2 separate regions of the Homo sapiens genome follow, and region 2 is linked to region 1. The links are chromatin loops, found by intact Hi-C in ENCODE. Cell type or tissue: Calu3. All regions are shown on one strand. Each heading gives the region's core, and the rest is flanking DNA. Links, peaks and the distances in the headings are about the cores only.

Region 1 (16,668 bases), core at 3,730-11,729:
TATTTCACATGCCCGAATTGGTAAGCAGTTAGTCTGAGAAAATGATTCAAAGAGTAACTCAATCCTCTGAAAAGAAATAACATTGAATGAGGCAGAATCTTACAGGTTTATGGCATACGGTATGCATTTCTTTCAAGAGTTGTTATACTCAAATAAATAACCTATTCCATCTGTTTGGAAGACAAAAGGAATTGTATGTTTCAGCACCTTGTCTCATCCAGGGGAATTCACTGAATTAGATTCTGAGAAATTCTCACACTGTTGAAGTGTGAAGAACTAAGAAAATGAGTAGAACTGTGGGCAAGAAGGTGGCTGAGATATGCATATTTAACTAGTATAAGAATGGTTCTAAAAATAAAAATGGCAGTTAATTAACAAGAGATTTGCTGAAGTTCCTTTTTGAACTAGAAATAAATTGATTTTTGAGAAATACTGAAAATGAGGCAAGCAACTAATATGATACATTTTAACAGGATTTAAATAATTTGATTAACTATTAAGCATGATAACCATAAAAATAATTATCTCAATTCATTGACTAATTTTAGCAGAAAGGAATGATGAAAATTTAAACTTACTGATTCTAGCTTCAGGAGAGAAACCTATGAAGGGTGTTTTATTTTTAGGTCAAGATTGCTATCTAGCAAAGACCCAAGAACTCTCCTAAGATGAAAATTTCAGAAGACAATTGTCTGTCTGAGACAGATGAGATCAGTGTTTCTCTGAAGAAAAGTTTGTTTTCAGGAATAGAGTCTGAAATTAGTCCTCCAACCTGAGCGACATTGGAATAGCAGTAATTCATTGATTACTGCAATGGCTTAATGATTAATTATATAATCACATTCCCTCATTCTTGCTTTTCCAAATTGATTTACACCTCTGCCAAAATAAAAATCAGACCCAATTAAGGATATGGAGAGAGGGAATCATCTGTTGGTTTTCTTCATATGCTGTTACTCATAGATGACATTATGTAGTGTTCTAACTTTTTTAAGAACATTCATATTCATTATTTCCATTTGTGTCTTACATTACCCTAGGGATATAAAAATGGCAGGTATAATTTCCAATTTATCTAGAAGACAAATAGAAGTTAAATGGTATGGGAAAGGTCACAGAGCTGTCTCCTGAGCTTTGGTGACCATAAGTCTCTTAGGCAGAAGCTCTTTTCTCCAGCCTAACCCTCCTGACTCCTTCCTCTGAGCTCTTTTCACAGGGATAGACTGCCTTTACCACCTGTGTGACACCTTCCCTGTCATGCATTTATTCAGCCAGTCATTCCAAAAACATTCATTGAAGTTGCATCTAGTTTGCTGATGTATATAATTTATCCTTCTATCATATAAACTGAGGATAGGATGATAGCTAACAAACCTATGTCTACTGATAATAAACAAATTGCATGAGGCTTTTGACCACACAAGGTAAGAAGGTACAACAGCACTTTGATCACTGAAAATTGCATTCATATTTATCCTGTTGCAGTTGTTATTTACTTCTATGCAGGTCTGGGGAATACTAGTTTTAAAAGGTGCTATGTTATAAATAGGGTTTCACTGCAACATAAATGCAGGAAATACTGTACTTGATACTCATCTCAGAGATTTATAATGTATTAGCAAATTTACTTTGAATTAGCAAAGTAAAGGCTCTGAGCAGACCAACAGACACAATGAAGCCAACTGTTCAACTTTGTTTAAGCACAGGTTTTGCCAAACTTATCAGAATAGAGAAACTTATGAGAATAGAGAAACTTATCAGAATAGAGAAAGCAGTCTTGGGCATGGCATCCATTCCATTTCCAGAGAAGTGGGGGTCTGAGGACTCAGTCTGGGGCCCTGCTGCTACTGTTCTTGTTCCTTTGATTAAGTTTTCATGTCACCAAGTGCACACAGATCTTTACACCACAGAAGCTGTAATTTCACAACTTAAATTAATGTTGATGAAAACTAGAACTAAAAGAAAAACTCTTACTATGAAAAAGGGATGGTCAGAGAAGACGTATGTTAGTCTGTTTTTAGTGTTGGCTGATAGGAGCAGCTCACCCCAATACACTTTATTCCTAAATGCATCTGTCTTGTTCTTATGTTATACACGCACACCTTGTTCACAGAGGACTTCGTAAACTAGAGAGATATGTGGCATTAAAGAAGGATATGTAATTATTTGCTTAAAATTTCATCTTCCTTATTAACCAATGAGATGTTTATGGATGAATTCCAAGATGGTTCTCAAACAGAGGAAGTTCACTGTACGAAACTCATGTAATTTTGTTGCCCAAGTCAATTTTTGTCCTGGGACTTACCAGCCAAGCCAAGTGCTGGTTTCCACATGGCAATTCTACTTCTAATGTAAATTATAGAATTGAGCTTTGGATACCGGGAAGTCTTTGGTGGCTTTAGGTCACTGGTTCACCAGGGTCTGATTTGGCTTATAAAAAACCTGTACATCTAGGATTTCCTCCAGAGCTGAAATAGACCCAAGAAGGCAGCAAGCCTGGTGTGGCTTGGGGTGGTTGGACCATCACTTCATCTCTTTTCCTAACACATATAATGGGGCCCTAATTTCATGCCAGGTGCCTGAACTTTTCCAGATCTTACAAAAGCCTTGTCCCCCTTATGTTTAGGAGGTAATCTTCTTTCTTAGATGCAAGATAGTTTAGATGGTTCTTACCAACAAAAGAGATAGTATCCTTTCTCAAAAAATACTTCCAATCACTTGTCTTCACTTCGAGATTGGTCTTTAATAGTGTTAGCTTATAAAATTTTTTATATCTAGGTCAGAGCTTATTTTTTTTTTTTTAGGATAAAGGAATTGGGCCTCTTTTGTATTTTTATAGTACACAGAATTTCTATTTCAAGAGAAATAACATGAGAACCCAAAGATACTTAAATGTATTTTAGTAAAATTGGTTTGTGCTTTAGATATTTCTCCAAGTGTCCTAGCTAGTGAAAACACTATTCCTATGAACTGTAAGAATGTCTCAGGCTATATAATATTGACTGTATGTTTGTTAGTTAACCACAGTAGACATTTTTAATGAAACTGTTAGCATTATTATTACTCTACCCAGGATTCCAGCATTCATATTGTAGGCTTATGTCGTATGCATAAAACATACAGGATTTACATGTGATGAGTTTAAAACTTTGGTAGTTGTATTTGCGCTATACTAAAAAAAATCAGTAACTGTATGTTGTAATTGTATGAACTGTTCACAAGTAGATAGGTAGAAAAAACATAAGGTATGATGAAATGAATAAAAAGAGACCAAGTAGATATAAAAACAGAAGCAAAAAATGAGCTTAGAAGACCAAAAATGGACCAAAGTTTATTTTAACTAATTTCACTCAATTAAAATGACTTATTGTTATATCTGAGCCAAGTGATGACCCACTTTTTACAAGCAATATTAATATGGTAAAATTTCAGGAAAAGAAAAGAAGCTGCAGTGCTGTGGCAATTTCTTTATTGAGATGGGATTTCACTTGTAGCAAAGGAGAAAGATTTGATGAGTAAAAGAGATTGCATGGAAGATTAAAAAAGCAGGAAAATACTAGACACAGAGCTTCTGTAAATCACTTGGCTCAAACCTCAGGAAAGTGTTCAGTGTTTGAGTTTTCTCTTCTGAAATTGCAATTTTTGGAAAAGTTTAAGTATCTATTTGTCTCCCTCACTAGGGAGCCCAGGCAGGGGATAGAGGCTGTCATTCACACTTGGCTGAGAGTAACTGGCCCACAGGCACAGGCCCTGCATCTTCCAGCAGGTTGTACAGCGGGGTAGCAGCCTCTGCCCGGCAGGACTCTGATGGTCCTGCCTGTCTGCTCTCATTCTGCAATGAGGTACCGTGACAGGAGGTCCTTTCCCTTGGTAAGAATGACTTCCTAGCAGTGTCACCTTCTGAAATGCAGACACCAAACATGCCCTGCACACTGCCCTGCCACTCTGTCAAGCCCGTTTGGCATGATCTGACAGACGACAGGGAGGTGAGTGATCATCTGCTAGGATTGCAGGAGCCTACACATTGGTAGACAAGTAGCTTAACTATTATTACACAGTGACTATGGTCAGCCTCATCAAACCAAACCAAACCATGCAAATCCATACATCCATCCAGCAAAAATAGAGGTCTTCATATTATAGAACGATATTTTCTATGTACATTTCATAATCCGATATAAGCAGTCCCTCCTACCCTATTTTCAAAGTGAGTAGAAACAACACATGCTTGCAAAAAAAAAAAATACATATATATATATATATATAAATGGGTTGTTGGCTTCTTTTTAAGTCTGAAGATTCAGTGATGTTTGTTTGGTTTTACAAAATTCCATTAGTTAAACAGAGCTTATGCAGCATCTGTTTTCCTTCCAGTGTCACATTGCTAAGGTCAAGTTCAGGTGAGCATGTGCCTGAATACAGATCCAGGAGCAGAGTGGTGGACAGGGACAGGGAAAGATGGTGGTGCTCAAAGGAAACTGTCACTGGAGACTACAGCACAGGATCAGCTGGTGGTTCTGCTATTCCTCATGTGAGTCAGGCCAGAGCAGAGCTGGAGAAAAATGTAGGACTTCAGGGGTTTCAGGGTAGTGCCCCCTTGGGCCACCACTGGGGACCCTGAGGGCCCCTGAAAATGGTACTTCTTTCTTTTCCTTTCCATTAGTTTCCTGTGACTGCTTCAGTGGATTATTACAAACAGGGTGACATAAAAAATCAGAAATGTATCCCTCACAGTTCTGGAAGTCACAAGTCTGAAATCAAGGTATCAGCAGACAGGGCCATGCTCCCGCCTAAGGCTCTAGGGGAGGCCTGGCATTTATTCTGGTGGCTCCTGACATTTACTGGATTGGGGCTGTGTCTTAGTCCATTTGTACTGCTATAAAAGAATACCTGAGACTGGGTAATTCGTAAAGAAAATAAGTTTATTTGGATCATGGTTCTGCAGGCTGTACATAAAGCATGGTGCCAGCATCTGCTTTTGGTAAGGGCTTCAGAAAGCTTCCACCCACAGCAGAAGGTGAAGGGAAGCCAGTGTGTGCAGAGATCGTACGGGGAGAGAAGGATGCAAGAGGGAGGGGGGGAAGGTGCCAGGCTCTGTTTATAACAATCAGATCTTGCAATATCGAACAGAGTGATACTCACTCATTAAGGCACCAAGCCATTACTGAGGGATCTGTCCCTGTGACCCACATACCTCCCACAAGGCCCCATCTCCAACACTGGGGACTGCATTCTAGCATGAGATTTTGAGGGGACAAACATCCAAACCAAATCAGGCTGCATCGCTCCCATCTCTGCCTCCACCCTCACATGGCCTTCTCCTCTGCGTCTGTGTCATCTCCTCTTGTGTCTCTTACAAGGACACTTAGCTTTGGATTTATAGCCCACTTGGATAATCTAGGATGATCTCATCTCAAGACCCTTAACTTAATTGTATCTGCAAATACTCTTTTTCCAAATAAGGTCACACTCACAGATTCTGGGGACTTAGACTTGGACAGATTTTTGGGGGGCCACCATCTCACCCACTACACTTTCCTTATCTCCTCTCCCATCCCTCCTTTATCTTAAAGAATGTTCCCTTCCCTTCTCTGTCCTCTCTTCCTGTCTTCCACTGATAAGTTGGAGACTCAGGACCTTCCTCCTTGGTGGTTTTAACCAGAAATATTAAGTGGCTGGTCCCCTGTCTGTGCTGCAGGGCAGGGTGGCTGCTGGCTCAGCAGCTGTTGGGGCTACTTGGTGTGGGATGGGGTGGAAACGGGTATGCTGCCGGTTCTGGGTTGAATTGTTACCCCCTCACCAAAATTCTTATGTTGATATCCTAACCCCCAGTCCCTCAGAATGCGGCCTTATGTAGCAACAGGGTCATTGCTGATGTAATTAGTTAAGAGGTCATACTGGAGTGGGGTGGGCTCCTAATCCAATATGACAGAGATCCTTACAGAAAGGGGAAATTTGGATCCAGAGATAGATGCACACAAGGAAAGCACCATGTGAAGATGAAGCAGAGATTGAGGCGATGCTTCTACAAGCCAAGGAACGCCATCTATTGACAGCAAATCAGCAGAAGCGAGGGCGGCAGCCTAGGACAGATTGTCCCTCACAGCCTTCCAAGGCAATCGACCCTGTGACACGCTAATCTGAAACTTCCTGCCTCCAGCACATTTAACCCATGCAGTTAGGGGCACTTTGTTATAGGAACCCTATTAAACCAACACACTGCTTGACTTTTGGGTTTAGGTACGTTTCAGAGCTGCTACTTTGAAGAAGAGACCACAAAGAACAGTTCTATTTTGCTTTATTTGACAAATAATCATGTCTCATCAGTCATATGGAATCCCACGGAATTTGCCATTTCACTTTTAACGCTGTCTGAAATCTCATTGAATGATATCTCAACTTGGTATTTAAGACCAAATAAGCAAAAGCAAATAAATAAAATAAATAAAAATGATGCTTCAGTTAATCACATTGGCTGCCATCATCACTGTCACTACCACTGGATTCTGTTTTGTCCAAATCTGTTAAAACAAAACAAAACAAAACAAAACAAACAACAACAAAAAAACAGGCTTCAAGCTCCCTGGAGTTAACAAAGCACAGAGCCAGCACTGACGAAATGGCAAGCTCAAGACCAATTTCTCTAGAAAGTCCTTGACAGCCACAGAAAGCCCATGCGTTTTCATGGGCATAATCACCAACATTATTGGGGACAGAAAATAAAGTTTAAAATTCTGTCATCAGTGACTCTTCTCAGCAGAGCCTCCTCATGAATTTCCGGAGGGTTAATGAGCTGAGTTTCATGACCGTGAGTGCCTCTGTGAAAGCCATGCTTCTCTCAGAGAGATGAGTGTGCACACAGGCTCTTCATCTTGGAAATGAAAGATTACTTGCACATGGCACTCCGGCTGCTTCAGAAAGCAGGGAAAGCTGCCAGTACACACCTCTGCCTGTCCAGGAGGATGATGTCACAGGAAGCGGGACTGGGCAACTGGTTCTACAGGAACGCAGGGACCCAATCACATCACATACAGTTCCCCACCAACAGCGATGGCAAAAATGCCTTTTGTATTGTTTTCCCACGTAAAAGGCATTGTTTTGGGGTCTGAGTTTAAACCAAAGAGACACAATTATCCACCAAGGGGTGTGCTGGCTAGGGAAGGGACGGAGAGAGGGACAGGATATGTGTATATTTAGGGGTATAAAGAGTATGGCTCCATGTCTACATACACACAGATGCACAGATACATGCATACATATGTGCCGTGACTTTCGTTTATCAGCAGGTCAATAAAAACATAGAAAGATCAGTGTATTCCATTGCTTGCTGCTCTGGTATAGGTCCAGCGTCACCCTAATAAATACAAATCACATACTTCAATCCTAGCAGAAGTAGGCTGGGGGCACAAGACTGTGAGTGCCATTTTTTCTGTTGACCATGTCATGTCGCTAGCTCCCTCTTGCTTACCAGGTAAAATACCAGCTCTTGGGACTGGCCAACAGGACCCCTGCAGGGCTGGGGAGCTGCTGTGTTCCTAGCAGGTGACCCTGCTTGTAATTTTGTAAATATGCTCCAGGAGATGGGACTCTCAGGTTTAAGTCCTGTTGTTTTCGCTTCCTGCATTGTTTGCTCCTTTGTCTGGTTAACTTCAACTTCTCCGGGCTCAATTCAGGGGTTCCACCATTTAGGGAGGCTTTCCTAAATCGCTCCTCCCAAAGCTGCTTCTGCTGGCCGCTTCACCATCCCCAAATCCTGGCATTCCTCTAGCACAGCACAAGGGTCCATTCACTTCAGTACCCTCCTTGAGGCAAGGAAATACAGGCTCTTTATCACCTGAGCTCCCAGAACCTGGAACTGGCCTGGATCAAGGTCCATGTTCTACAAACACTGCCCTGAATGAAGTGTCATCCAATCTCTGCATCTACTTAGCCATGAACAAATAAAACAGGACCCCACCCAAACCAAACCATGGCAAACAGTCAGGTATCCCAAGGTAGTTTCTAAGACTGAAGCATAAGCTATTCCCTGAGTGAGGGTAGCTGCCTTCAGAGATTTACATGATCTCAAATATTAGTCCTAAATTTAATGTGATATTGTTTTATTTCCCCATAAAAATCTTGCATGCATATATTTTTAGGTACTGCATTTAGTTGCCTGGGAAACAGCAGGGTCTGTGCAGAGAGAAGGAAATGTTTCAGAGAGCGTTAGCCACAGAAGAGTTTCTGGAATATTCTCTAATGGTGCAACCATCCACCCCATGGATGCATAACTTAAACAGTTGAGCCATGTAACATCCCTGCCCCACACTGCCCCTGTGTTGAGCTGACAGGTAGAGTCATCTATGGCAACTCAAGCACAGATTTGTAGAGGGTCACAGCAGTGCTATATCCAGCTAGTGTCATTTGGCTGGATTGCATACTAGACTTGTGATTTTCACATATGTGTAGACATAATCTATGCCTACTGAAAAAGATTGGAAGGAATAGTTCTTTTGGAGAAAGACAGAATTTGCCAGGTTTCCAGGTCTCCTTGAGAGACGTCTGTACAAGATCTGGAGCCGGGTTCCTCCAGCTTGGCACTGTTGATATTTTGGGCTGGACCATGCTGTGTTGTGAGGCTGTCCCATAGCCTGCAGGACAGACAGCAGCAGCTCTGGCCTCCACCCACTAGGTGCCAGTAGCACCCTCCCATCCACACCAGTTGTGACAACAAAAAATGTTTTCTGATATTGCTAAATATCTCCTGGGGGACAAAATTGCCCCATGTTGAAAGCTATTGCTCTAGAGATTCCGAGGTAAGACGAGGTCACTGCTGGAAATGGGGGAAGGTAAGTCACCTTCTGAAAGTCAAGGGATGGGCATTTCAAGGAGCTAAAGGGAGGATCCTTTTTGCTAAAGCCTCCTGATATCTATTCCATACTTCTCACCTGCCTCAATAACCTCCTAAGCTCCTGGAACGTCATGCCTCATGGGCTTTTGGAGGCTTTTGTGTGATTAGAGGGGAGGACAAGGGTGTGATTTGGTAAAACTGACATAATACAAATTGCTTGTCAAATTTCCTCTCACTTGTCTGTGGAGTGCAATAGTAGGAACATTTGCACAGAGAAAAATAAATGTCTAAACATGCATTGGCACAGACAGTACACTAACTTTCAACCTAATGAAAGAAACCTAATGAATGAAAATGTAAGGCTTGCCAAATGTGTTATGATAACTCTCCAGTGCCAAGGAAATATCACCCTCCCCACGGATACCCTGGCAAGCCTGCGAGTTTACCCCAGTCAGCAGGTGCACCAACCATCTCCCCTGCATTGTAGGTGAGTGTATCTATCCCTCATTACAAGGCTTCTTGAAATTCCTTCTGAACTTTCTTTCTGGAAATGCTATCCATTATCCAGGCACCCAAACCCACCCCTTTGTGCATGGAATGTGTCCAATAAATAACTGGGTTTCATACCACTTGTGCAAAAGCAACATAAAAAGTGCTTTTTCCTTAAGGGGAAATATCTCACCATTTATACCTCCTGGGAGTTAGTAGTTTCATTTAAATACTAACTTTGTAAGCCACAAGCAATTCGCTGTCTTAGTGGAGGGAAATACTCTTCTGTCCATGTTGCTACATACAGACTACTGTTAACAAATAAGAATGGAGATATTTCCAGTGCCAGGCTCATAGTAGTGCCCAACCAATTTCAGTGAAGGAGTCTAGCAAGTTGAACAAAGTGCTACTTCAATAATCTATTCCTGAAAACTTGTTTTTAATGTGGTTTAGAGGATACAATTGTGCATGTATATTTTAGCCTATGGAATTTTAACTGGATGCTCTTTCTTCTTCCCTTTCTACCAATTTCTGGTAGATTTCTTTCTACTTTCAAGCCATGTTCTTTTTCCACCCAGGTCTATTGGTCCCTAGGCCTTGAGACCCAGAGTCAATAACACCTTCCCTACAAGAAACACACCCAGAAGTGTCCACCACCTCAGGTCCCAGTGAAAAGAGGTCCAAGGAGATACTAAGCTACGTTCAATGTTTCCCTTTGGTTAACTGCCTGCTTCTTACATTTCCACAATGATTTCCTTTACAATTTGTATCTACTGCTACAAATGGCTTATAGATGTAGTACCAGAAGGAGAAAAACTAATAATAGATAATTTTCTCAAAATTACCTGGCTATATTTAGTTTCATGACAATTAACTAAAAACTAATTTAAAATAAAGTATAATTTGGAACCAGAGCTCTATTACGTTATAACTCTCACATATGTCCCCATGGAGAGACTGAATATGCAAATGGACAATGGTCAGACAATGCATAAAAACAGAACTTTGACCCACAACCTGAGCATCCTGCCCAGGAAACCAACTCCTTACCTGTAATAAGCAACTCAGGAAGCAAGCCTGCTATTAGTTTCACAGAAAGACAGATTGCCATCTCTATTCAGAACTTGTGCAACATTTGGCCCCAGATGGCCAGGACGTGATTCATAAATGAAAGCTTCCCTAGTTTTTGTCTCTGCTTCCAACTGAGGACCAACCAGAGAAGGCCAGGCATACACCCCAACCAATCACCAGGGGTGCTCCACTTCTGGTTGGCTCATAACATCTCCGTGCTATCAGCTTCCAATTAGGGCACAACTGAAGCTTCCCTTTTCTCCACTATAATATTTACCACTCTTCTGCCTTTAAGTCTCTGCCAAAACACAAGTGATAATGGCCAGCCCCCTTGCTATAGGAAGCTCAGAATAGACAGCCTTTGCTTTTCTCCTTTGGTTGTTTATTTCCACAAAGCCTGCCCTACCAGAACAAAAGCGCATTCATTCTTAGTAAATTGCTAGTGAATTTCCTTCTCAAGGGTCTCAAAAAGGCTCTTTATTAACATATACTGCCATCTCTAGGATGCAGTACATTTGCCCAATGGCCAGAGCTCTAGTGGGTATGGGTACCTATGAAGCTTAGATCATGCAGAGAGATATGAGTTAACCAAAATAGAAGAGAATTTTGGGTGGGGGACAAGCAATTAGCTATATCAGAATTTGGCTGGGGCAATAAGAATATAAAAATGGAGACACAGCTCCCTGGTTAATTTTAGTAGCCTTGTAGAAATTTGAGATAAACTGACAAGAACCCTGGCCTTCATTGACAAGAGCTTTAGCTGCATTGTAAGCCACTGGTTCAAGCTCATGCATTTGGAACTTCTCTTGATTGTATCTACATCTCTTAGGAAAGAAGTGAGGAATAGAAAAATACAAATGTTTGAGACTAATAAAGAAGTATGTAAGATATGAAAATTCATCTAATAACTGAGAAATCAGAATTGCAAAAGATTTTTCATGAGAGTTGAGTCATTTCCTCTAATTTTTAGAATTAGGTTTCTTTTTTTAAAGCTATAGATCTTGTAATACCTGTTCTCTATGAAATTAGAGCATGAATATCCACCAACTATTCATTAAACAAATATGTATTGATAGTCTGATATTTTGTTGGCCTTGGACTTAATCAAAAGGCAAGTAAGAGTGGCATGATCAGATCTTGTGTCCCAAAGCAACTGAGAATAAACTTCAAAATAAAATTTGATTTTAAAAATACTAAATTTTTGTTTATTGCTTCTTCACTACGTAACGTTGTGCGTTTAATAAGCACTGTCTGCCTGCCATGTTTATCTTCTATGAGTTCCCACAGCACTTAAAGCATGCACGGTAATCCCAGTGTTTGTGACTATGTAAATGTGGTTTCAAGCGGGCCGGGGCTTGGTCCTTGAGAGCAGAGAGTCCATCATGCTTTCCATATCAAGCTGGGGTGGAGGAATTGAAGAGGGTGTACAGGTGTGGACTCAGGAGCCAAAGGGCTGTTAGATGGAAATACATTTTAGATCATTGATGGTTTTGTACTACCTGTGCTTCTATTTCTTCTCAATATCATCTGGCTTTTTTTTCCATGATGAAACAGAGCAATTTTTGAGATGTGTATATACTTTCAGTTCATGGAGAACTAAAACTATGTACCCTCCTAAAACTTCTGCCCAATACTCCCCTGACACACATACAGCTAGACAACAAATCTACATGCAGATAGAAATGGTTTTATTACCATCACTTAATTACCCCTGTCCTCATTAACGTCACTTACTATTCCAGGAGATTCTTGCCAATGCAAATAACTTGATTGTTCAATCCAGAAACTTGTAGAAAAACCTACTGACTCTTCCATGGAAAGTATCAAAAGACAGTTTGTGCCCTAAGACATACTGAATTCCTGTTTCTACCAATCCTGAATGGTGGCAAGTCTTAGCATTGGGAGATTCACCTTAAACCAGAATTCAAATTCTCCACAAAATCTCATCTCCCTCCTCCCAGGCACTGCCAAAGCTCCCTTGAGTGCTGTCCCCCTTACCACAGTAAGAAATAAATTCAGCTTTGTTTCAGCAACAGGTTGTGTTGATGATCTTTAGGGCGGCGGCCCTGGGCACCATGGAGGACCACTTTTTCACTAGAAACTCAAGCAGATAAGGGCATCTGAGGCAGCTGCTAGTTGGCAACACTTAAGTAACACTAGAAAAATTACCGAATAACACTTCGGGTTTGTATATTTTCATTAGTGAGGCTTATTTTTGGTCTGTGTTCATAATGCTTTTTTTTCCCCATGAGTCAATTTATTTCTTTGTATTAGAACAAATAAGACTTATATAGGGCAGTGGCTAGTTCAGCTTTAGATTTAATCAGTCTCTTAAAGATATGACTTAATGTAGGCAATTTACTGAAAGTTTCAAAGAGATATATTACAATAAGAAAAGGATGACAGATGTGATTTGCTGTAAGCTCACTGCTAGGCTGAGTTAATCTCAGATGACTAATCAATTTGGTCTCATTTGAAGCTTAAACTAAAGGTGCTTTTCTCTTTTCTTTTCTAATAATTTTTCACCACAGGCTTTGATGTTTTTGTATGCAGAGGCAAGCTTATCAGAGAAGTTTGAGACAAAAATAAAAAGTTTACGTGGTGCTATGAATGAAACAGATGAATTTCAATGTCTATAGGAAGAGGTTGAGCTCTTTGGAATAAAGCAAAGCATATTCAATACTGAAGAGGGAATTCAACTACATTGCATAATGCACTAAAATCCTTCCTGAGAATCCTCATCTCAAAGGATTTGCTGAAAAATATATTAATACATTTTCCCTGAGATTTTTCATGGTTCATTGAGACACCTAGAGACGGCTCTTTTCTGGCGTGCACCATTTAGACAGTGCAGCGCTAATGGGTATTAAAGACGCAGCACTGTTACCTTGAAGATACAAGCTCATGGAAGATATATGTGCATGGGGCCACAAAATGCATTTGATCTTCTACTTTGTGTTCATGTGTTTGAATTTGTTTAAGGCAAGCTTATTTTGGTAATTAAAGCTTAGGAGTTCTTGGCAGTTTTTTCCTCTTAAAGGAATAATAAAACTGGCTCTCTCTTTTTATCAAACTCTGCACATGTGTAGGAGAATATAATGACAGGTACTTGGGATTCCAGCTTCTGTGTGGTTGCAGATTACTCTTTAGTGGCGACACTGCTTCATTGTTCCATTATTTACCAGTGGGCTTCTTGGAAGAATGCAGATGTGATGACCAAATAGAAAACCTTGTTGAAAGGAGTAAGTTGCTTTTTGGGAAAAATTAAGCATCTGCATTAGAAAGATTTGTGCCTACAATAAAACGAAAATAAAAAAGGGTTTTGGAGAAAAGGCATCATCACAATAGGCTGGAGATAACTTTAAATATACTGAAAATGCTTAATCTCTTTTTCACAGAACAGAGGTGCTGAAAAACCTTTGCTTGGGAGCCTCCAAGGAACCGAAAGAAGCCCATGAAAGAACTGAGGCTAAGAGCAGCAACACGGCTACTGCTATGAAGCACGAGGACAATGATGGCAGTGAATTAACTCAGGGCCTGCCAAGTTCCAACTATTATTCTAAGTATTCTCTGTGTCTTCAATGGCTTCTAACAACAGCCCTAGGAGGTCAACACTGCAGTTCTTTCCATCTTAAACATGAAGACACAAAGGCACAGAGACAGAAAGTAACTTGCCCAAGGGAGTCAAGCTAGAAAATGTACAACAATGCCCAACACTTAGCCAGAAATAAAAGGTATGCAAGAGGAAAAGAACTAAGAGGAGTATTAGAGAAGACAAGGGAGCAGTAAGAAGCACATTTCCTACTACCTTCAGCAGAGGCTCCCTGCAAGCCCCAACTTGTAGTTTGGGTCCACTGGGATCCCCTCAGCTGCTCCCGCCTTCCCGCCAGTCCCCACGCTTGCCTCCCATCGTTCATCATCTCCCAGCTCCTCCTTGAAGACCGCACTTGCCCTTTGCTGGGCACTGCTGAAACTGAAGTTTTTGAGCATTTTCTCTGCGAAAGTTGAAGGCTTGCTATAGAGTCAGGGTGATTTAACATTTTCTGAATGACTCCAGGACTCTTTGGGGAGCATCATTTATTTTTCTATATTATAATAATATTCTCACAAAGAGCTTCTGCCCTACACTAAGTGGTCCTAGATAGTTCCACGCTTGTGTTTATATAAAGAGCCTTTACATTTCCATCCTCTCCTATTGCCTATTTATTTCTCATTACTTTTTAAATATTCTCTACTGTTCAATGTTTGACTGAGAGCCTTAATGTGTTTTCTGAGAGCAATGCATGGGCTCTCTGGCAGCTCTGTCCCTGGCTGAAGCTGAGCAATGCCAAGGGTCCCATTTTCCACCTGGCATAGGAATGCTGGCTTGAAGTGTGGCAGGACTGATTTCTTTTCTTGACACCACAGGCTTGATTGAGGAATGAATAACGGTTGGAGAAGGTAGAGTTAAGGACGTAGGTACTGAATGAACCAGGGTTAAGGACGTAGGTACTGAATGAACCAGGCTACCTAAACAAGTTGTGTGGAAGTCTTAAAGAACCCATCAGAATGGCATAAAGGTTACTTTAAACTTAAAAGAAGCCTTTTCTGAGCTTCCTTCATTGACTAAAGGCTGAGCTTTCTGAGAATGCAGCTGCCATAAGTCCCCTCTGAGGAGGCTCCAGCCAAGAAGGAGAGACTGACTCTTAGCCCTGGGGTGAGACATGGCATAAACCAAACTTTATCAGAACTGCCATACCCCCATTTATTTCCCCTCGAAGCCCATTTGTTTCAACAGAAGCCCTATCTATCCACCCTTCCCCTATTAAGCTGGAATATAAACTACTACCCATACCCGTTCAGTGAGTTACTCATTACTGAGTACTTCCACACACAGGTGAATAAACCTTGTCTTTTCTCCTGTTAATGTGTCTATTGTCAAATTATTTGCAGTCTCCCACCTCCATCTCCCCAGTTAGGACCTAAGTTAGTAGAGGGATGGCCTGGAGTCTGGAGCTGGGTGTGCTGGGGCATGTGCTATCTAAAGTAGCCAGTGCTGTGGAGGTTGGCTGTGATTGGGGGTACTGGGCTAGGTGATCTTTGGCTCATGTAGGGAGGAGCAAGAGACAGAGAGAATGAGCTGCTACTGGCCTACACCCTAGGTCCTTGTGGATGGCAGGTACTGCCACAAGCCACAGGCAGGGTTGGCTCACGGTGGGATGTCTCTGTGTGCTGAGGACACAGAAAGCCAACCTGCAATAAAGTTGGGCTTGAGCTGATTTCCTGGCTGCAGAACAAAATCCCATGGTCACGGCACACATGGTAGTGCAGGTTCTCAGATACACTGACCCATGAGTACTGAATTCCAACATGAGTAGTTGCAACATGCAGTGACCTGGATCACGGAGATGGGGCGGAGTGTCTCCCACCATCAGGCTTTTGCTAAGTACATGCTTGAATAAAAATTAGAAGTTTAAACAATGACTTTTGTTTCTGAGAATAAATGTTTCACATTTCAATACTATTAGTGAATCTTTCTGAAATGGAGAATCTAAATAAATGCCTAGCCTTGAGTCACAATACGTAGTGATGCCTTGAACATAGAATCACTTTGTTAATGTTCATTGACTGATTATCTTGGATTTCTGCTAAGGAAATATTGAAAAATGAGATGTAGAAAACAAATGGAAATGAATCTGGGAAAAAGTTTTAGTGTTTAGTATATATTAAAACCTGATGTGATACATATAGCTCATTTCAAAATAATGACATATTTGCCCCTCCAATTTGCTAAGGTATTTTAAAAATTATTATTTTGTTATTATAATTTCTAGAAACAGGGGTCTCACTGTCTTTCCCAGGCTGGTCTCCAACTCTTGGGCTCAAGCGATCCTTCTGCCTTAGCCTCCCGAGCAGCTGGGACTACAGGCATGTGTTATTGTGCCCAGCTTGCTTAAGTATTTTAAATTCATGGGCTCATTGCACAATCTTAATAGCACTTGACTTGAGTTTTGAAGGTCCTAAGAACTTTTGTAAGTAATAATTTAGAGCTCAGTGAGAAGCAGCTTCATATGAATGGAAAGGGCAGTGCCATTCATAAGAGGAAATGGCTGAACTAGCTAGGGCTAACACTGCAATGCAGATATGTGATGCTCAGCCTGGGCTGTGTATCAGAATCCCCTGGAGGGCTTCTATAGATAGAGAGAAGCTCAGGCCGCATGCCAGAGACTCAGATTCAGGAGCCTTCAGGTCTGGTCAGGGCCAGTGTCACTCTTCATGTCTGAAGGTGATTTCACACT
Region 2 (16,668 bases), core at 2,898-10,897, 140 kb after region 1:
TTTTCATGGTATCATTTAATTCATTTGTTTTCTACAGTGAATCCTCTATTTAAAAATCCAGGGGACATTTATTTTTGCTGTTTCCCACTGACATGATTCCCCCATCTTCTGTCTTGGTGAGAGCAAGCTTTGACGATTTATAAACACAAGGTGTAAAAAGGCTTTGGAAACATGTAGCCACCGACATGTTCATTGTTGACAATGGACATTAATATTCACACACTGTTTCCATGGCAAACTCTTGTCTCTGTTGCTAGTCTAAGGATGCAAAGCTCTAGTCATTCACTTTACCAAGTTTATCCATTTTACTGTGTTTGGAGGTTGAGAATGTAAGCACTGATACAGTTGAAAACAAGATGAATTCCTTCATGGAGTGAGATCCTATTGAACTATCTAGTAGCTTCTACCTCTTTCTCCAAACCACCTTACTCTGTGAAGACTGGTTTCCTTATCCTAACTTGCAATAATGGGAACTCAAGATCCAGCAAAATCTGAATTGGGCTCTACTGTCATGACTGATTCATAATTTCTAGCTAAAAATCCAACCATAACCTGACTGTGCTCACCCCCTCTGTTTATCTCAACTGGCTATTTATTCCAATCTATCATGTCATTGCTCTCAGATTAATGTTCCTACCCTGCAGGAGGGATTCATGGCACTGCCCTACTCAACAACCATCTGTTTGTCCCATCCTCCACAGATTTAGCAACAAATGACATAACAGCATCTAAAAGTCCAAGTTTGTAGGATTTGCTGACTTGTTTTTCATATAAGTTTCTTACATAAACTCTTAATAAGAGTAAGAGTAATAACATTAAAATATGACCTCTCTTCTGGGAGCTGAGCTAATGAGGTCCAGGTACATAATCTTGTGATTGAATGTTATGAACAGATGGAGTTTATAAATTCCTGCAAAGATGCATGAGTATTACATCCCTTATTTCACGTCAACAATTTCCAATGCACTCAGGTTCTCAGCAGGGACTATATAAGTTGATGGTAAGGCCCCAAGAAGAGAGTGAGGTTTAGACATTCTGTGTTTTACCCTCAGGGGAAATCCTGGTGCTTTTGTTTCTAGGTGTCTAGATAGGAAAATTGATATTCAATTATAAAATTCAAGGCATTTGGTTTTCAGTTTCTTACTATGTATCTACAACATGGTGATACCTAACACTGTCTATAGTCAGGACACCCATTGTTCTTAGACAGAAAGAAAGGACAAAAAACAGCTAAAAAATTATTGGCCTATACAAGACTCTAAGGCACTCCTTATTTGTGATTCCAGAATTTTTTAATATAGAAAAATTAATCAAAATATATGTATAAAATATATGTATTATAAGTTATTAAGAGAAGCTTTTACCTATCACCTCCTGGAGACTAAAAAAATATTTAAAGGAAGTGAAATTTTGAGGAACTTTTTTTTGGTCTTGTTCACAGATAATTAGATCTACAAAATGCTCTCATTAAACTACATGGATCAAGTTAGATGGAAATTTATATCATCCATCTAAATTCTGAATAATATATTGCAAAAACAACCTTTGTCATTTTGATATTAAGTTGTTCTTTATGGCAATAATTAGATAGAAGTGCCATTTATTTCCTTAGGTGAATTATGATTTGTGATGATAAAATCATATCATCAGATAAAAAGTATCCTCAATTCCATCGCAAGAAAACATGCATCAATTAATTTAAATACTATAGCAAGTTGTTTATACCAGAGGAATGTATATAAGATGATACTTGTTGGTTCCTGGTAGCTACTGATATTCTGGCAGTGGTGTTGGCGAAGGCAAAGAAATAGAAAAGGAAGACTTGAAGAAGACACAAAGTTGGCTTAGGATTCAAGCTGGTTTTATATTGTTTAGGATAGAAATGGGATCTCTCAATGCCCATTTCTATTCCTGCAATAGTGTTCAAGTATTCTTTATAGATGTGTTAACATACTGTCACCCATGATGACTCACACATTAAGCAAGTCTTACTATGAAATCAAAGATGGATGAGCATCAGTGAATACCAATAAGTCTGCTACTGACCTAAGCCTTTTTCTCAGTAGGTTAAAAGGAGAACACAACAGTGGTTATTAGTTGAGGAATACTCTTGAAGCCTGGGAATGCAGCTCAATGTGGGGAAAATTGGAATATAGTTTCCACCAAATTAGTCCAAGAGGGATTTATTGAACTCCTATGATATGCTGGGTTGAACATCATGGAAACAATCATGACTATGAAACTTCCCCTACTCTTAAGGAGCTTATAGGTTAATGTAGGTGATAGAGAGGCAGAGATGATACAACTTGAATGGAAAACCTGTGATATGAGTCCTGGTAGGAGGAGTATGATTAACAATGCGTCATAATGGAAGATGATGCTAACAAAATGAGGCAAATGCTGGTTATGGAGGTCTGAGAAATTTGAGATGTAAGACATCAGTAGAGCCTAGCAGAATTTTACTCTTTAAAAAGTATATATATAATTGGAAATTTATGGTATATAAATGGTTTTGTTAAAATTAATTAGACTCAGGGCACTCACAACATTGAATCATTTTAAGTTGGCAAAGAATGTAATGATGATTATCAATTTAGTGTACCAGGAAGACATATACAATACATTCTTCGCCTTATATTGAAATTTAACTCTTAGAAAGACATATGTCCTACTGATCTTTATGATACTGTGGAACTACAATAGCTTATAGCTAGAAAACTCTTATTTAAAATTACCCCACTGAGATGACAGTGCATATATTTTACAACTATTTCTTAATTATGAAGATGGTATGTTCAACAATGAGCAGATAATTTTTCATAGCTTGACTAACTTTTCTCAATTTCAGTTGCCTACAGTCTCTTGGATGGACACATTTCAAGGCAAATCACATGGGCCTTTATTCTTAAAGATACAGCAGAGCAATTAGTCCAGCGTGGTGGCAGGTGCCCTGTAGTCTCAGCTACTCGGGAGGCTGAGGTAGGAGAATCGCTTGAACCCAGGAGATGGAGGTTGCGGTGAACCGAAATTGCACCACTGCACTCCAGCCTGGGTGACAGAGCGAGACTCCATCTCAAAAAAAAGCACAAAAAACAAAAAAACAAAAAAACAAAAACAAAAACAAAAAACAAAAAAACATAAAACAGAGCACTGTACTATATTCCTAAAACAAGGTTATCACAGAAAATATGAACCATGCCTTTAAATATACATATTTATCTCGAACTCCTGACCTCAGATGATCCACCCACCTCAGCCTCCCAAAGTGCTGGGATTACAGGCATAAGCCACTATGCCTGGACTAAATATACATATTTATCTGTACCTAACCCTGACATTCTATAATGTCTCCATTTTTAGTTATCTTCACAAAGGAGATAGGAGATATATTTGTTATAAGAGATATGGTTTTAAAAAATCATTTTCTGACCTCCACTTCTAAAAGTTAGTAAATTTGAGGGCTGAGGACCTATTGACACCTCAACCCTCTTATTAAAGGCTTAAATGACTCTCAGAATAGATAACCCTGGATATTATATAATATTTAAAAAAATATGTAATTGGCTTGGAGAAAGCAGGTATTTGTATTCCAAAATGATGCTGCGTAAACATGGAAGAACTTTTGGTTTGGTGCTTATTACATTAACCTTTTAATATTTCCTTCTCAACCTAACATGGGGATAACAATGACACACATTTTATTTGCTGGAAATAATAAACTAAAGGCTCTGCTCATTGAAGAAATAACTCACAGCAATGACCTTCATTGAGGGATCGCTGAGGCTAGAGCACTAATTCTGTAACTAGCAATAAAAACAGGGTTGATATGGTTTGCTCTGGGTCCCCACCCAAATCTCATCTCGAATTGTAAGCCCCATGTGTTGAGGGAGGGACCTGGTGGGAGGTGACTGCATCATGGGGGGTGGTTTCCCCCATGCTGTTCTTGTGATAGTGAGTGAATTCTCATGAGATCCAGTGGTTTTAAAGTGGGGCACTTCCCCCGCATCGCTCTCTCTCTCTCTCCTCCACTATGCTTCCTTTTGGCCTTCCGCTACGATTGTAAGTTTCCTGAGGACTACTCAGCCATGTGGAACTGTGAGTTAATTAAACTTCTTTCCTTTATAAATTACCCAGTCTCAGGAAGTTCTTTATAGCAGTGTGAAAACAGACTAATACAAGGGTCATGTGGCCTTAAATGTAATATGTTATTTTGGAAGCAGAGTCCTAGGTTAATATTTAAAGCATTTAAAGAAAGAAACATAATAGCGATTGGTTGAGAACTCACTTTTAAGTTTCACACACTGAAAGCACAAGCAAGGCTTATGTGCCTCACATATTGTAGAGTCTCAGCATCATGGTCCCTGCAAGCAGATGGGCTCCTCTGTTCATGTCCCTGACCCCCAAGGCAGGATGTAGAGTGAAGAAGGACCTCACTTATCCTGCTGGGGACAGGGTCTGTAACACTGATCTCTTTTCCATATTTGCCCTAGGGCTTAGCTGAGCAACACACTCTAGATCCTGCTACCTCGTAGAAAACAGTGAAAATGTGATCTGGCTCTTTAGAGAACCAAACTGAAATACATCACTCCTAACGATGCCAACTGGCAACTCCTATAAAGAGTTCCCATGTAGCAGGGATGCTGGCTCCCATCTGAGTTGATGTCTCTGTCCTCTTCAGAGTTCAGACAGGGCTGAGCACTCCCGGTTGCCTGAGGATGTGGAGCTGACAGAGTCTACTAGTATGTGGGCCCGGAGGTTCTGGGGAAGAACCAAGTCTGTGCACTTGAGGTCTGGGATGTGTTTGGGCAGGTTAGGCAGGCTGGGCAGAGGCTGACTGGTGGGGCAGGAAAAGCTCCTAGGAGGGAACTGATGTGAATGCAAACCAGCCAGCGGGTACCAGGAGCAGGGTGCAGTGGCGGGGAGGGTGGACCCAATGACTGGAGTGGGAGCCATTATTTGACTCGCCCTTAGCCCAGCAACAGAGAGGCAAGTCTCAATTCCCGGGAAAGAGGCTAAGGTGGGAAAAGCTCTTTCTGTAATGCCTGGGGTATAAGAAGTGCTCTTCAGGGATTCTAGTACAAATTGTAATGCAAGGGGCAGTGAGCCATTCTTTCTCTCTGGCTTACCTACTACCTCATAGCTGCAGTCTCCTGGGGGCTCAGGGTAGACACATGTGGGGCCACTTTGCCCGGGAAGCAGCAGGTGAGATGGCGACAACCAGCAGAGCACACAGGCTGTGCCCCGGGGAGCCATGGTGACCAGCTGAGAGAACTGCAAGCTCTAAAAGCACTGTGGAAGCTTCTGCCAAGCCCAGTGTATAGAACAGATACACAAAGAAGTCGGGGATAGTAGTGCTTCCAGTGTGGAACTGCGTCTGGTAGAGCAGGATGGTAGGGAGGGCTGTGTGATAGCCAAAAACCCAGGAGGCTCCGTGTGTATGTGTGTGTGTGTGTCTGTGTGTGTGTCTGTGTGGTGTGTGTGTGGTGTATGCGTGTGGTGTGTGTGTGTGTTATGTGTGGCATGTGTGTGTGGATGTGTGTATGTGTGTGTGTGTGTGTCTGTGTGTGTGTCTGTGTGGTGTGTGTGTGGTGAATGCGTGTGGTGTGTGTGTGTATGTGTGGCATGTGTGTGTGGATGTGTGTGTGTGTTATGTGTGGCGTGTGTGCATGGATGTGTGTGGTGTGTATGTGTGGTGTGTGTGGAGGCTATGTGTGTGGTGTGTGTGTGGGGGGGTGCGTGGTATCTGTGTAGTATGTGTGTGGTGTGTGTGTAGTATGTGTGTGGTGTGTGGGTGTGTGTGGCGTGTGTGATGTATGTGTGGTGTGTGTGGGGTGTGTGTGGGGGGTGTGTGTGGTGTGTGTGGTATGTGTGGGGTGTGTGTGGATGGAGTGTGTGTGTGGTGTGTGTGTGGATGGGGTGTGTGTGTGTGGATGGGGTGTGTGTGTGGTGTGAGTGGGCGTGTGGTGTGTGTGGGGTATGTGTGTGTGGGTGTGTGTGTAGTGTGTGTGTGGTATATGTGTGTGGTGTGTACGTGTGTAGTGTGTGCATGCACACACCCGGGCATGTATGTTCATGCCTGCATGTGCTGGTCTGTGTGGGTATGCCTACATTGCACAGGTATGTTTGCATGCACCCACCTTCGTGTGCACATCTAAGAGTGTGCACACCTGTATATATATGTCTGTGTGTGCAAGTAAAGTTAGTGACTTAGTTTTTGGAGGAGAGGGATGGATGTGAGACACTTGGTTTTAAGTAAATTTGCCTCAACTTCAACCTCTCTCTTCCCCCATCCATGTCTAGGTAGCTTTTCCACTGCCCACGATGGCTTCAAAACTCTTAATTGCAGGTGATTGCCCTCAACTTCCCGCCCTCAACTTCCCACCCGCAACTCTTACTACTAGCCATGTCCCCCAAGGATTGGGTAATACTATCTTTGTATAAAAGAGATACAGCAAAAGAAACTGGCAACAGTCAATGGGGAGAAGCAATGCCAAGGGTAGCTGTGGGCTGTTGTCCTTGCAAATTTCATATGACTGACAGACTTTCTGTGGCCTAATGATTTTTTAAAAGGTAATTTGCATAGATATAGCTGTTTCCATAGCAACTCAGATTGTGTTTCATTACACTGCAGCCCTAATGGCAAGCAGCTTTAGGAAAGCTACCTAGAGATGGTGAGGGAGCCCCCTGGAGGTAAAGGGAATTTTAGTAAGATCCTGGTATTTGGAGTTTGGATCAGCAAATTTTAGAGATATTCCTTTCCATTCACTAAGCATGTGGCTTATCTAATCAGACATAGTGTTTGCTTTTGGGAGAGTTGCCCTTCTGAGATCACCTGATCATTTCCTTCTTTTCAATCCCATTTTCATTAGATTCAAATTATAAATACCTAGCCATGCTCAATGTGAAGTTTATACATGACAAAAAAATTTCACATCTGTGTTTATACACTTCAATAACTAAGTTAATAGCAAGGGCAGTTTTGCAGAAAATTATTAAATTGATAGACTGCTTGAAAATCCTAAATGATCCATGTTCATCTCATAACTACAACTGTATGTTAAATACAAATTTCTATCTCCTGTTAATTTAACGAAGCCTTAGGAAGTCTCCTGAAAAAGGCATGGAAAGTAAGGCATATTAACATGCCCCTCCACCCATACGTGTCCTTAATAAAGGATGCACGTGATTGGCTGTGCATAAGTGATTACACAGATCAGAAAATGCCCCAAGGTCAAAAGTAGAGAGGATGGCATCGACACTCTCCAGCTAGCGGGTACAGATACCCAGCAGCTAAGGCCCCACTGCTAAAGAAGAGCAAATCAATTTAGTTTCTTTTTTTTTTGGTTTTTTTTTTTTTGAGACCAAGTTTTGCTCCTGTTGCCCAGGCTAGAGTGCAGTGGTGCAATCTCAGCTCACTGCAACCTCCGCCTCCTGGGTTCAAGTGATTCTCCTGCCTCAGCCTCCTGACTAGCTGAGATTACAGGTGCCTGCCACCGTGCCTGGCTAATTTTTTGTATTTTTAGTAGAGACAGGGTTTTATCATGTTGGCCAGGCTGGTCTCGAACCCCTGACCTCAAGTGATCCAATTGCCTCGGCCTCCCAAAGTGCTGGGATTACAGGCTTGAGCCACCGCGCCTGGCCTAGTTTTGTGTACTCTCTCTCTTTCTCACTCGCTCATGCTGTCTCTCTCTGTCCCTCCCTCTTTCTCTTTCTCTCAAACTCTTTTCTTTCATTACCACAAGCATGCGTAGAACCAATATAAAATTAAACATCTGCTTCAAAACTGCAAACTCACTTAAAAGGCAAAGACTGAAACATAACAAAAACCGCTAAAGTTAATGTCCAAGACTTCTTTTGGTTAATAAAAGTGTTTCTGAATGCTTTGAAATCAGTATCTCGCAGTCTTAGATTTCCATGCATATTACTGCCTCTCACTAACGATGGAGGGGAATAATTTTTAAGAATAAAGGATGGGGGATGGTTCTTTCTAATCTAAAAAGAATCATTTGACATAAAATGTGAGAAATGAAAGTAGCCTTTTTTCTACTGATACCTGTGAATGCAAATGTGGTTCACTGTTAAGTATATCTGGAAACCAGATAAGAGCGCATGTTTATGTTTGCTTTTAATTAACTGCACAGATAAGCCTCAGAAAATAAATTTGTGAACAGAGCAGGTATGCCACTTGAAAACAGAATTGCACTTATGAATTAAAATCCATTTTCTCAAAAAAAAATCCAACATGCATGAAAGCCAAATACTATGTAGGGCAAGCAGCTCTTTTAACTAATATGTATCATAATTTTAAGTGCTAACTGTGTTTGCTATAGACTGCTGTACTTGAAGTACTGAATGCTTTTATGCTCAAGGTTCCATGGTTTTTAAATTGCCTGAAAATATGTCCTAACTTTTAAGTTGGCCGACTGTCATTTGCATAGTAGATTAATCCTTGTTCACTATTGTGAATTAATAGTCTGTGGAATTATTTTGTCTCATCAACGAGGACACAGCTGACTCTGGGTGTGTCCCTAGCAATTTTTGTGTGAAGTGAATCAAGTTATGTAGAAACTTATCAAGCACGTTCCTCATTATTCCTTCCACCCAAAGGCCCTTAACTTCTAGAAGAATTGTAGATTAAAAGGCAAATATGGATGGAAGGAGAAGACCAGACTGTTTGAACCCGCAGCACTCGGACTCAATGCAAGGAGAGTGGCAAGCAGATATGCAGAAGGAAGCTGCTTTGCGCAGGAGTGCTTGTGCCTTAGTCTGAGCAGGTGTGCAAGAACACACATGCCCACCCCTGCATGCACACGGATGACTCAGTTCTCAATCCATTCTTATTAAAGAAGCATGCAAAGAGAGTTTGCCCCTGTAACCTTCGTGGCCCATGTTTTATTCTCCTGCTCCCATTACCTGCACGCCAAACCCATATGCATCTTTAAAACCCATTTCAAATGTTGCTTTCTTCATAAAGTCTTCCTTGATCTCTTCAACTGAAGTTTCTCTTTCCTCCTCTAAGCTCCTCTGGCCCTCTCTCCATGCTTTTCTTATAGAACAGTTCTCTATCTCCCTCTCCCTAACTCAGTGGACTGCTCCTGGAGAACAGAGCTCACATCTACATCATTTCCATATGCTCTTGTCTACCCTGACTGAGCAACCTTGTAGTGCTGCTCAGGCATCTATTGTGAACTGGAGAAGAAAGAAGGAAGACAAGAAGGTCACCTTCTAAGCAGTCCCATTTCCTGACTTCTCTGGGATTACAGGCCTCATGATACAGGCTCCTATTTTAGGAAACCACTTCACAGAGATTCTTCTTCTGGGCATTCCCTGGGGATGGCACACAGTTGATGTACACAGCTGCCATGATGGCAACGACAACAGCCGTCATGATGGAAGAGCGAGTTGCTAAGTGAAAAGAGTTTTGCATGTGCAAAACTGAAGCTTCTCCTCCTCTAGGCTGAGTTTCATCCTCTAACGGATAACCAAAAAGGAAGTTTATTTCAAACGTTTCATCAGGAATGACAAACAAAAACATCTGTTGGAAAGGAAACCAGGTGTTGGGCAAGGGATGTAGACGTTATATAATTTGGTGTTCTCCTCCAGGATCCAGTGGGGATTGCTATGTTGTGTTCGTTAACACTAGTTAATGTAATTTTTGTGATAATTGTAGAGCAAATAGAGCAAACTCTCAAATATAATTAGGGAAAAGTGTTTCTAATTAACTTGTAACTCGTGAGTTGCAAAGTAAAGCCACAAATCAGTTATGCATTGTCAGACCTAACAAATGGAAATGCGCTGTACATTTCAATCTCGGCAAATACAAAACAAAGCACAAAGACCCAGAAAAACTTTCCTTTAAGCCTTTATACAATTTTGGCATGCTCTGAAATGTAATTAGAGATAAGCACAGATACATCTCACGTCACCAGCCCTAATGATCACGGAGGTGAAAACTGAAGGCAACTTCAGACGGTTCAAGAACATCCAACATTTTACTGCTGCAGAATGTAAAATGGATCATGCTCACAAAACACTCTCTGATCGGTGTACAGAAGGTTCTGATGAAACTTCACAAGGTTTCATAGGGAAGTAAAGGACTATAATATATGCAAGCTCCACCCCAGTTAACACTGCCATCAGTAACAGTTGCTTACTGCTGGCTGTAAGTCAGAGGGGGATACAGGAAATTTCTTCTATATCCAGTGGAAGCGATTCCACTTATTTTCTCTCTCACTTGAGGAAGCACACTGTAATATGAGGTAACCTCAAATTCATTCTAATTTGAAAAAAGTGATAAACGGGCCATATATTTTCATTGGATAGTGTAGTTACCATTAGCGTCAAATTATTTTGGCGTCTCTCAAAACACATCCATGTCTCCTAATCCTCCACCCCTCTGCAGTCCACTGTAATTGTTGGTCCTGTTAAAGTAGAAAGTGGTGTTTCTCAAACATGCATGATCCTAAGAACCTCGAGAGGGTATTGCTAAATGTGTGGATTCCCAAGCTATTATCGTGAAAATCTAGGGTCCAGAAATATGTATTGTTTTATCAAGTGCCTCCAAAGAAACTCTTATGATTGGAGAAACTGGAAAATCACTGGTGTAAAGCAGACTGGCTTTGGAAATCAAGGACTACACTAGTACCACAGACCAGCTGTGACTTTAAGCATGCCCCTTACATCCAACCTCACAGGACCTCAGGAGTATTCAAGGCAATGATAGACTGGACGGTACGTAGCACTATGACCGGTAAGTGTGGGTGTTCGTAAATGTATGCTTATCTCTTCTTGGTCCACAAGAAAGAAATGCAGAGAATACCTGGATTCTCAGGTTAGGCACATTGGACAACAATAAGAATGTAAAACACAGGAAATAATGTGACATATTGGCTCTAGAGGCATCTGCAAAGTCCTACTCTGTGACAAAGGTAATAAAGAAGGGGTATTAAGCTTGACTTACCCATATATAAATGTTAGCAGTCTAATCTTACCATAGCACAACTAACTACAACTCCCTTAAAAAGACTGTTTATGAGAAACAGAGACAAATGGGACAGAATAGAGAACTCAGAAAGAAGACTGCACATCTACAACCATCTGATCTTTGACAAACCTAACAAAAACAAGCAACAGGGAAAGGACTCCCTATTTAATAAATGGTGCTGGGAGAACTGGCTAGACATATGCAGAAAATTGAAACTGGACCGCTTCCTTACACCTTACACAAAAATTAACTCAGGATGGATTAAAGACTTAAATGTAAAACCCAAAACTATAAAAAACCCTAGAAGAAAACCTAGGCAATACCATTCAGGACATAGGCACGGGTAAAGATTTCATGACGAATACATCAAAAGCAATTGCCACAAAAGCAAAAATTGACAAATGGGATCTAATTAAGCTAAAGAGCTTCTGCACAGCAAAAGAAACTATCATCAGAGTGAACAGGCAACCTACAGAATGGGAGAAAATTTTTGCAGTCTATCTATCTGCAAAGGTCTAGTATCCAGAGTTTACAAAAATACTTAAACACATTTATAAGAAAAAAACCAACCCCATTAAAAAGTGGGCAAAGTACATGAACAGACACTTCTCAAAAGAAGACATTCATGCAGCCAACAAACCTATGAAAAAAGCTCAACATCACTGATCACTAGAGAAATGCACATCAAAACCACAATGAGACACCTTCTCATACCAGTTAGAATGGTGATTATTAAAAAGTCAAGAAACAACAGATGCTGGCGAGGCTGCGGAGAAACAGGAATGCTTTTACACTGCTGGTGGGAATGTAAATTACTTCAATCATTGTGGAAGAAAATGTGGTGATTCCATGAAGACCTGGAACCAGAAATATCATTTGACCCAGCAATCCCATTACTAAGTATATACTCAAAGGAATAAAAATCATTCTATTATAAAAATACATCCACATGTATGTTCACTGCAGTACTAGTCACAATAGCAAAGACATGAAATCAACTCAAATGCCCATCAGTGATAGACTGGATAAAGAAAATGTGGTATATATATATACCATAGAATACTATACAGCCATAAAAAGGAGTGAGATCATTTCTTTGCAGAAACATGGATGGAGCTGGAAGCCACTATCCTCAGCAAACTAACACAAGAACAGAAAACCAAACACTGCATGTTCTCACTTAACTTAAAAGTAGGAGCTAAACAATGGGAGCACATGGACACAGGGAGGGGAACAACCCACACTGGGGCCAGTCAGGGAGTTGGGTGAGGGAGAGCATCAGGAAAAATAGCTAATGCATGCTGGGCTTAATACCTAGATGATGGGTTGCTAGGTGTAGCAAGCCACCATGGCACACATTTACCTGTTTAACAAACTGCACATCCTGTACACGTACCCTGGAACTTTAAAATAAATAAAATTTAAAAATTAAAAACAAATACTGTATATGGAAATGTCTTGTTCACTGAGACACTGGTGCCACCATCCTGGTCACTGGTAAGAGAGCCATCCCATAAGGAAGGGGGAGCTATGGCTGGAAGAAGCCATATGGCTAGAAGGGTTTCTGAAGACTCTATGGGATACAGCTGCGTTATCACCTTGGAACACTTAACTCCAGATTTCACGTATGGGAGACAAAACTTCCTCTAGTTTAACAGATCATTATCCGGGGCTTTTCCTTTCTTCAAACTTCATTCTAAGTAGTAAATTTCTATCCCTTTCTAATCTCCTTAGCCTGCTTGATTTTTCTTCACAGCACTTGTCACATGCTGAAATTACAGATTTATTTGTCTCAGTTTATTGTCTGTCTTGTCCACTACGACACAAGCGTTAGGAGGGCAGGTCTACGAGTTCCAGCTTCTAATAGCCCACAATGGTTCTGTTAATAGATTATGAAATTTCACTTATTGTCTTGACACAGTTCACTCCTCTACATATGAATCAATGGAAATACCAAGACTCCTCTCAATGCTGCTCCTTCTTTTCTCCCTTCCTCCATGTGGCTCCTTGAAAAACAGGTGCCATGATCTTGACCATTAGGAAGAAAGCCATATCATAAGGAAGGCTGGTCTATGGCTGTAAGGTGCCTGGGTCCTTACTCCTTGTATCCCAAGCACCTAAACTTCACTTCCATATACATTTGACTTTGAACAACATGGTTTGAACTGCGCAGGTACACTTATATACAGATTTTCTTCCACTTCTGCCACCCCTGAGACAGCAAGACCAACCTCTCTGCTTCCTCCTCCTCAGCCTACTCAATACAAAGATGATGAGAATGAAGACCTTATGAGGATCCACTCTTACTTAATAAAGTGCATACATATTTTCTCTTCCTTATAATTTTCTTAATAACATTTTATTTTCTCTAGCTTACACTGTTGTAAAAATAGAGTATATAATATGTACATAAAATATATGTAAATTGACTTTTTATGTTACTGGTAAGGTGTCCAGTCAACAGTAAGCTATTTGTAATTAAGTTTTGGGGAGCCAAATTGTATGCAAATTTTCAGCTCTAGGGGTTGTCAGCACCCCTAACTCTTGGGTCGTTCAAGGGTTAACTATAGTAGGCACTCAGCAGCAATTTGTTTAATGAATGAATGAATGAGACTCACAGTCTACAGAATGGCTTCTGTCTCTAGGACTGAGGGTGGAGTATACAGAAAGTTAAAGGTGTGGATTTCCTAATTGGATTACAGTCAGTCTGTTTGGGGAAGCAATTAGGAATCAGAACAGTGCTGAGGGTTGTAAGTTTTTGCCCTCTGCCTGTGCATATGATTTGGGCTTGCCTCTGTGAAGAGATAATCCTAAAATGTTCAAAATGACAGGAGACAAGAATGGGCAATGTCTCAGCATAGAAGGCATGAGATACAAAGCTGGTTAGGAGATGACTTGCCATCAAAAGGTAGACCAAATACTTATCTCCTCTGCCCATCATTGATCCATCAGAATTAACAGCAATGTACTGGGAAGGATTCTTCCCCAGGCCTGATGTTTCCTTACTGCGAATGGAGCACAATTATGTAACACTGGACTCTCCCAGCCCCTCACTTGCTCTTCCCCTGAGAGGTAGAGGAACTTGTCCAAGGCACTAGTAAGCGTGCAGGGCTTGGCCCAGCTCTGAGCTTCTTCCACTTTGGGATGAAAGGCCATGAGGAACTCTGCTTCCCCTGGTCTCCATAAGATGTGCCCTAGTGGCTGGCAGAGGAGAAGGGAAGCTGCCCTGATCCAACGGCTGCCTGTGCCATGGTAGATAAGTCTAACTAATTCTGGCATCTGGCATTCTGTGTGAGCAAACCAATGTGGCTAAAAGGCCTGGAGTCTGGCCTCCAACCCAACCCCTAGCAGTAATGAGGTGACAATGTGGCCTTCTTCTTTATTCTGTTAGAACTTGGTTGCAGAAGACAGTATGAAATAGAAGGTTCTATAAACTATGGCCTGAGCTACCTGCTTGCATAAATACAGTTTAATACACAGCCATACACATTTGTTGATGTATTATCTATGGTGCTTTCATCCAGCACAGGTAGAGTTGAGTAGTTGTAACAGAGACCTAGGGCCTACAAGCTAAAATATTTTCTATCTGTCCTTTTACTGAAAAAGCTTGCCAAGTCCTGTTCTAGAATCTAGAAGAGAATGGTAGAAAAGCATATTGCCTCTAGTGCAATGCTTTCAGGTTCACGAACAACGGAAAAGTAGAAGGCAGGCAGGATTCAATTTCAGCAAACACTGCTACACTTCCAAGTGCTGAAAAGCAAAGTGTCCAACTTAGGAAGCAGGTTCAAGAGAACTGAGCCTTCCTGAGATCTGCAGAAGGAAAGCAGAGGAAAATGAATCCCAGAAGGACATCCCATCCCAGCAGTAAAAAGAAGTGCTGGAAAAATGCATTTCTCAGGGCCTAGAGCAGGAGCAAGCAGAGACAGTGGCCTGCAGTGCACACAGCAGAGGTCTGGGCTTGAAGGCGCAGCAGGTTCCCCCAATGGCAAGAGCAGCTTCAATTCAGGAGTCTGTTGAGGGTGATTTTGCAATCTTCGTAGGGATAGGGGAGCAAATCAATTCCATCATAAAAAGCAGAGAAATCACTGTTGCCCCATAGGATTGAGGAAAACCTGCTAACAAACCACAGGACAGTGGAAGGCTTGTCACGGGACAGAACACACTCATGGGACACTGGACCAAAACACCTGACTCCCATAGAGGAAATCCAAAATCAAAGGTTTCCATTATGTAGGAAGGGAAAGAAACCACCTCATATAAGACCTGGAGTGGTGGGTTTGTGCTGTGTCACCCCAGCTGAACTGCAACTATGCTTCCCAGGATTTCCCTCCCTGCTTGGTTGCAGGTTGAGACTGTCCATGGAGACATCTGCGGGATGCCTGGCAGGTCCAAGTGAAGCACAGTGCTGAGCTCTGAGGGCTGCGGGCAGAGGGCATCAGGGCTGCTGCAGTGTGTGCACGTACCCCCTGCTGCTGCTCCACCTTTTAGGCCACAGCTCTGACAGCTCCCACCACATCCCCTCTTTCCACTTCCCTAGGTCCTGGCCAGGAATAATCATGCAGAGTTCCGTGGCAAAGAGCGGCAGCTTTGTGTATCACTCATGTGGCAGATTTGCAGCCAGCGAGAGGCAAAAGAGGGGTGCCATTTGTCCCCATGAGTGGCAGCTGGCTCTGGCTTCCCCTGCTTCACATCCTGCTGTTCTTTCTGACTGCTGCCTGCTGGCCCGTGTCAACTGCAGGCCCATCACCAGACACAGCGGCAAAGCCTTCCACAGGCGTTTTCACCAGCTCTCACCGTGGTGTCAGGTCTAATCCTGATAACAAGTCCCCCTTTCCATGTCATCTACAGTGCTTCTGCCTCCCTGGTCAAACCATGATGCACCTGGAGACAGGCGCTGCCTCTGCTGCCAGTATCTAAATGTTGCAAGGTGGCAACAATTCCTGTGATTCCAGTTTCCTAAAGAAGAGACAATGGGAATCGAGGAATCTCCCTTCGAGTGGGAAATGCATCATGCCAGAATGAACCTTTGCCTGGACTTATTTCTCCCAATTCAGGTTAAGTCCACAGATGATGGACTCTCAAAGCCACACAACACCAGGCTGGCATCCCCCGACTAAATCCAAGGGGTCTCCATGTGCTCACTTCCCTCAGACACTGTGGGGAGCAGAATAATCATTCTCCAAAGGTGTCCACATTTGACTCCTCAGGACCTATGAATGGGCTCCTTTACATGGCAAAAGGGGCTTGCAGATGGGATGAAGGTAAAGAATCTAAAATGGGGAGACTAACATGGAGAGAATCCTGGATCAGCCCGGTGGGCGCAATCTAATCACACGGGGCTTTAAAAGTAGAGAATCATTTCTGGCAGTGATCAGAGGAAAATGTGACCATGGAGGACTCATCAGGGATGCAATGCTACTGGCTTTGAAGGCAGTGGAAAGGGGTCATGAGCCAAAGAATGTGGGCAGCTTTGGAAGCTGGAAAAGGCGAGGAAATGGACTGTCCCCTAGAGCGTCCTGAAAGCAACACAGCCCCGGTGACAGCTGGATTGTAGCCAGGTGAGTCTGTGTCAGGCCTGTAACCTCCAGAACCGTAAGAAAATCAATCTTCCTTGTGTTAAGCTGCTAAATGTGTGGTGAACTGTCACAGCAGCCACAGATGACCAATACAAACTCCACTGACAC

What was found. Peaks named below come from ENCODE experiments on the same cell type or tissue, not always from the same donor. Only the 100,000 strongest peaks of a DNase experiment are listed, where the experiment ranks them.
Region 2: it touches region 1 in a loop (11-fold over the local background); 3 of 110 quality-filtered maps call a loop at or near these places.

The regions. Positions count from the first base shown.
Region 1 is chr5:11,040,299-11,056,966 of GRCh38, forward strand. The region is part of intron 16 of CTNND2 (catenin delta 2); the gene reads right to left. Among named protein-coding and RNA genes, the nearest start is that of CTD-2154B17.1, 260 kb to the left of the region's middle. In Calu3, for the core only: no CTCF peak of the experiment used is centred there; a DNase peak (open chromatin) is centred at 8,663.
Region 2 is chr5:11,176,218-11,192,885 of GRCh38, forward strand. The region is part of intron 11 of CTNND2 (catenin delta 2); the gene reads right to left. Among named protein-coding and RNA genes, the nearest start is that of CTD-2154B17.1, 400 kb to the left of the region's middle. In Calu3, for the core only: a CTCF peak has its summit at 6,688 (motif pointing left); a DNase peak (open chromatin) is centred at 6,664.